Linked DNA regions of Homo sapiens: region 2 is linked to region 1. Evidence: chromatin loops called from intact Hi-C (ENCODE). Cell type or tissue: prostate gland. All regions are shown on one strand. Each heading gives the region's core, and the rest is flanking DNA. Links, peaks and the distances in the headings are about the cores only.

Evidence for each region. A loop is a pair of places that touch in the nucleus more often than their neighbours do. Peaks named below come from ENCODE experiments on the same cell type or tissue, not always from the same donor. Only the 100,000 strongest peaks of a DNase experiment are listed, where the experiment ranks them.
Region 2: a loop joins it to region 1, with 4 times the contacts of the local background. A loop is called at or near these places in 21 of 110 quality-filtered maps.

The regions. Positions count from the first base shown.
Region 1 is chr18:12,370,869-12,373,781 of GRCh38, reverse strand. It overlaps AFG3L2 (AFG3 like matrix AAA peptidase subunit 2), which reads left to right. Exons shown (of 17, transcript NM_006796.3): 2 at 2,091-2,190; 3 at 2,856-2,913. Among named protein-coding and RNA genes, the nearest start is that of AFG3L2, 4.9 kb to the left of the region's middle. In prostate gland, for the core only: no CTCF peak of the experiment used is centred there; no DNase peak of the experiment used is centred there.
Region 2 is chr18:12,270,101-12,273,013 of GRCh38, reverse strand. All of the region lies in intron 3 of CIDEA (cell death inducing DFFA like effector a), which reads right to left. Among named protein-coding and RNA genes, the nearest start is that of CIDEA, 17 kb to the right of the region's middle. RefSeq lists a silencer at 993-1,172. In prostate gland, for the core only: CTCF peaks have their summits at 912 (motif pointing right) and 1,114; DNase peaks (open chromatin) are centred at 953 and 1,193; H3K4me3 peaks cover 551 bases; H3K27ac peaks cover 794 bases.

The sequences.
Region 1 (2,913 bases), core at 289-2,788:
AAGTTCCTCCCTCATGGTATGTGGCTGCTTTGCCATTGACCTTCTCCCACCGTGTTTTGATGTAGCACCTTCTCCTGCCATAATTTGACCTAGCATGTGACCCTCACCATAAGCCCAGCACCCTGTTTCTCATACTTCCCCTCTTGCAGAACTGTGAGCTAAATAAACCTTTCTTTGTAAATTACCCAGCTTCAGGCACTCTGTTATAGCGGAACAGAAAGGACTAAGACTAAGACGTGGCAATATAAAGACCCCTTCATATTACCTCTGCACCACTCCTGTTCCCTGTACTCAGAGCTTTTGTTTGGTTACATTGTTATGCCATAGTGTAACTGATTTGTCCCATGATTTTCTTCCCTATGTTTCTGTGCTTCTTAGGGGTGGGAACTGGTTCTGATTCCCCTTCGGACACCCCACTGCTTGACAGCACCTGGCCTGGAGTTGTTGACTTGTCTAGCTTGAATAACATTTCATTTTAATCTACACCCTTAATGGATTTGGCACTGGAAAAAAACTCTTATGTTGCATTCTTATCTGTTATCAGTGGTTATTTCATAGGCCAAGTGTTCCTGTGGTTGGGCAGGGTGTAACACAACATAAGCTCCAAAGTCTCCCAGGCCAGTATTGCACTCAGACAAAAACAGTGTTGGTGTTCCTGTCCTGTTTTGCTGTGTGGAATTCTGTATTTATTTGAAGTTAAATCATCTCATTCTGTTTTATTTGTTTTTTATTGACATTTTAATTTACAAACCATTGTTCATCTTAAATGTACAGTTCATTGGTTTTTAACATATTCATAAAGTTATGCAACCATCATCACTGTCTCCAATTCCAGAACATTTTCAGCACTCCAGAAAGAAGCCCTGCGACCATTAGTAATCATTTCGCATTTCTCTGTAATCATTCCCCCAACTCTAGGCAACTACTAATGTGTCTATCTCTCTATGGATTTGCCTATTCTAGACATTTCGTATAAATGGAATCATAATATGTGACCTTTTGTGTCTGCCTTCTTTCACTTAATATGATGTTTTCAGAGTTCATCCACGTGTCAGTACTTCATTCCTTTGTTTGAGTGACTGGTATTCTCTTGTATGGGTATACCACATTTTATTTATCTGTTCATCATCAGGTGGTGAACGTTTGGCTTGTTCCTACTTTTTGACTGTTATGAATAAGGCTTCTGTGAACATTTGTGTGCATATTTTTCGTGGACATGTGTTTTCAGCTTCCTTGGGTAGGGATGGCATTGCTGGGTCATATGGTGACCCATAGAGTCATGTGGTACCATTTTGGAGCTCTGTCAAACTGTTTTCCAGAGTGGCTACACCATTTTACATTCTCACCAGCACAGTGTACAGGGCTCCAGTTTCTCACATCCTCACCCATACTTGTCTGTCTTTTTGATTATAGTGGATGTGAGGTGGTTTTATTTGGTTTTGTAATTTTTATAACTATTATTTTATTTTTATTTTTTTGAGACGGAGTCTCACTCCATCGCCCAGGCTGGAGTGCAGTGGCGTGATCTCGGCTCACTGCAACTTCTGCTGCCTGGGTTCAAGCAGTACTCCTGCCTCAGCCTCCCGAGTAGCTAGGATTACAGGCACCTGCCACTGTGCCTGGCTAATTTTTGTATTTTTAGTAGAGACGGGGTTTCACCATCTTGGCCAGGCTGGTCTTGAACTCCTGACCTCGTGATGCACCCACCTCGGCCTCCCAATGTACTGGGATTACAGGTGTGAGCCACTGCGCCTGGCCAGGGTTTGTCTTTTGAATGCTACAAATTAAACAAACATCATCAAAGTGAATGTGTTGTCACATAATTATAATTGGATTGCAATTCTACATTATGTCTGATTTTGAAATATTCTTGTTTTCTGGATAATAATGTGTGTCTCCTGGTTCTTTTGCTGGAATCAGTGGCCTAGTGCTAGGTAATCCTAGTCCTCACTAAGGGAGTCATTCTGTGTTACTTCATAACCACCTGTGGAAGAGAGAGACCTTTCATCTACTTTATGACCAGGAAATGAAGCTCTTTTAAGTTTTTTATCTTGATATAACTATGGTTTTATTTTTATGTCTTGTTGCAGCTTTACCGATTTGTTACAACTCAAGCAAGGGCCAGCAGAAATTCTCTTTTGACAGATATAATTGCTGCTTATCAAAGATTCTGTTCTCGACCCCCAAAAGGTAAATGCTTAGGTGTGGCTGTAGTGTTCTACATTCTTAGGTTGGGTCTTTTGTCTCCTTCTGTAACCCATTCCCCTGCCTCCAACTTATGTCTGATTACAGCGATGAAGATATGTCATCTTCAAATGTAACACATTTGTAGATAATGAAATTGATATGCAAAAAGGAGGCTTTTTCCTTTAACACTTCTGGGTTGTGAACTATATTATTTAGACTTTGATGTACTTGTACACAAGAAATGTTATGCTTTTAGCTTGTGCTTTTTTTTTTTTTTTTGGAGACTGAGTTTGGCTCTTGTCGCCCAGGTTGGAGTGCACTAGTGCGATCTTGGCGTACTGCAACCTCCGCCTTCTGGGTTCAAGCGATTCTCCTGCCTCAGCCTCCCGAGTAGCTGGGATTACAGGCACCTGCCACCACACCCAGCCAATTTTTTGTACTTTTAGTAGAGTCGGAGTTTCGCCATGTTGGGCAGGCTGGTCTCGAACTCCTGACCTCAGGTGATCTGCCCACCTCAGCCTCCCAAAGTGCTGGGATTACAGGCATGAGCCATTGCGCCTGGCCAGCTTGTGCTTTTCAGTGATGCATCAGCTGCTTTGAAAACAAAATGAACACAAACCTGATGAATTTTAGTTTGAAGATAAGTATTTTTTTTCTTTTTCTAACAGGATTTGAAAAATACTTTCCTAATGGAAAAAATGGAAAAAAAGCTAGTGAACCTAAAGA
Region 2 (2,913 bases), core at 89-2,588, 100 kb after region 1:
TGACACTTTAAAAATATAAGAGAGCAAAGCTGCCCCAAGGTACAAATATCAGGCATTTGTCTTTGACTTGAATTTGTCTTTCAGGAAACATTTTGTGGCCAGGCACAGTGGCTCATGCCTGTAGTCTCAGCACTTTTGGAGGCTGGGGCAGGAGCACCCCTTGAACAGGGCAGGAGGTTGAGGCTGCAGTGAGCTATGATTGTGCTACTGCCCTCCAGACTGGATGACAGAGCAAGACCTTGTCAAAAAAAAAAGAAGGAAAAAGAAAATAAAATTTTGTGAGGTGGAATCTCGGGTGAGGTTGACTTCATCATCCTTTTCTAAGCGGTTGTAGCTCCCTCTTATTACTTTAAAAATCAAAGCTGAGGCCGGGCACAGTGGCTCACACCTGTAATCCCAGCACTTTGGGAGGCCAAGAGGAGCAGGTGACCTGAGGTCAGGAGTTTGAGACTAGCCTGGTCAACATGGCGAAACCCCGTCTCTACTAAAAATACAAAAATTAGCCGGGCATGGTGGTGCACACCTGTAATCCCAGCATTTTGGGAGGCCGAGACGAGCAGATGACCTGAGGTCAGGAGTTTGAGATCAGCCTGGCCAACATGGCGAAACCCTGTCTCTACTAAAAATACAAAAATTAGCCAGGCATGGTGGTGCACGCCTGTAATCCCAGCTACTCAGAAGGCTGAGGCAGGAGAAGCACTTGAACCTGGGAGGTAGAGGTTGCAGTGAGCCGAGATCGCGCCACTGCACTCCAGCCTGGGCGACAGAGTGAGGCTCCATCTCAAAACAAACGAACAAACAAAAAAACCCAACCAAACAACAACAACAACAACAACAACAACCCCCCCCCAACCCCCCCCCCCCACACACACACTCAAAGCTGAGGCTGAGGCCGTTTTCTCTCAGCGGCCTCTTGGGGGCGCCAGCGAGCCCTCAGCCGGGAAACGTGTTTGGAAAGCTCAGATCCTGGCATCAGAGAGGGCTTCTCCTCCCGTCCCGCGCCTCTTTTTCCGAGCCTCACATCCCTTTCTGACTTTTGAAAGTTTTAATTTTACTCTCCCTAAATGTCTCCAGTCTTGGTTAAAATTATGACGCCCTCCCGCCGCGGATCCGCTGGGGCCTCGCCGGGCGGGGGCTGCGGGGCCGCGCTCTTCCTGAGGGCGCTGGGACCGGGGAGCGAGACACCTGCTGGCGGCTTCCTGCTCCAGCGTTCTGGTCTCAGTCTAAACTGGTTTTGCCCAGAAAGGCCTACAGGTGGCTGGGATCCAGGGAGGTGGTTGCGCAGCCGAAACGGGGGCCGCGAGCCCCCTGGAGCGCGTGGCCGGCGGTGGCATCTACACCCGTGGCATCGACCGCCCCCACCACCCTGCCCTGCAACCAGGTTCCCAGCGCCCACCACCAACTCCTCCCTGTTAGCTGAGTGTCTCCTTTAGAAAAACAAACCCGCCTTTCCCATCTCCTACTGCTGCTGTAACAAACGACCAGAACCTCAGTGGCATGAAACCCACACACCAATGCTGTCCCACTGCCGAGGTCAGAGTCAAAGCCAGGGCGCAGGGCCGCCGTGGGGGCTGCGGGGCAGGCCCGGCCCCTCGCTTTTCCCGGCTTCTTGGGCGCCTGCCTTGGTGGGTACCCCACATCTCTCCTCCTCCTCTGCCTCTGGCCTTCATGCTCACCTGCCTCCCTCTCATAAGGACCCTTGTGAAGACTTCGGCCTCTACCCAGATGATCCAGGACAAACCCCACCCCAACCCCGCCCCAGTAACCTTCACTTAATCCCATCTGCCACGGCTGAGGATTAAGACAGGGGCGTCTGTCCGGCCGCCTGGGCTCACGCCTGTAATCCTAGCACGGTGGGAGGCCGAGGTGGGTGGATCGCCTGAGGTCAGGAGTTTGAGACCAGCCTGGCCAACATGGCGAAACCCCGTCTCTACTAATAATACAAAAATTAGCCGGGCGTGGTGGTGGGCGCCTGTAATCCCAGCTACTCGGGAGGCTGAGGCAGGAGAATTACTTGAACCCTGGAGGTGGAGGTTGCAGTGAGCCCAGATCACGCCATTGCACTCCCTCCTGGGCGACAAAAGCAAAACTGTCTCAAAAAAAAAAAAAAAAAAAAAAAGAAAAGAAAAAGAAAAAGAAAAGAAAACAAACAGAGGTGTCTGTGGTCTGTGGGGGCATTATTTTTGCTGTTACACTTTCCTCAAGCAAAAAGCCATGCAGACCAATATTTGCTTTAAATGATTTGTCTAATTCACCCCACAATTAATAGTCTCATCTACAGACATCTCCCCACCTGCTTTTTTTTTTTTTTTTTTTTTTTTTTTTGTGAGACGGAGTCTTGCTCTGTCGCCCAGGCTGGAGTGCATTGGTGCTATCTCAGCTCACTGCACCTCCAACTCCCAGGTTCGAACAATTATCTGCCTCAACCTCCCAAGTAGCTGGGATTACAGGTGCCTACCAGCATGCTTGTCTAATTTTTGTATTTTTAGTAAAGACGGGGTTTCACCCCGTGGGCCAGGCTGGTCTTGAACTCCTGACCTTGTGATCCACCCACCTTGGCCTCCCAAAGTGCTGGGATTACAGGTGTGAGCCACTGCGCCCAGCCCTCATCTACATTAAAGATTACATTTTATTCTAAATATTATGCTTTTATAATTGGTCTGTGGTTTCTTTCCCAGTCAGGAAAATTGTGAGGTTATATATATAATATATATGTATATGTATAATATATGTAGAAGTAAGGGACAGAAAGACGTAAAATGAAACCTACACACTGCCATCCCTTAGAGACCCCATCCACCTCCCACATCTCCCCTCCTCTCAAGAGGTTTTTATGCCATGCGTTTTCCCCTTACTTTTCTCTATTTTTAGCACATGTGTATCTCAAACATTATATTGTTAATTTTGCATATT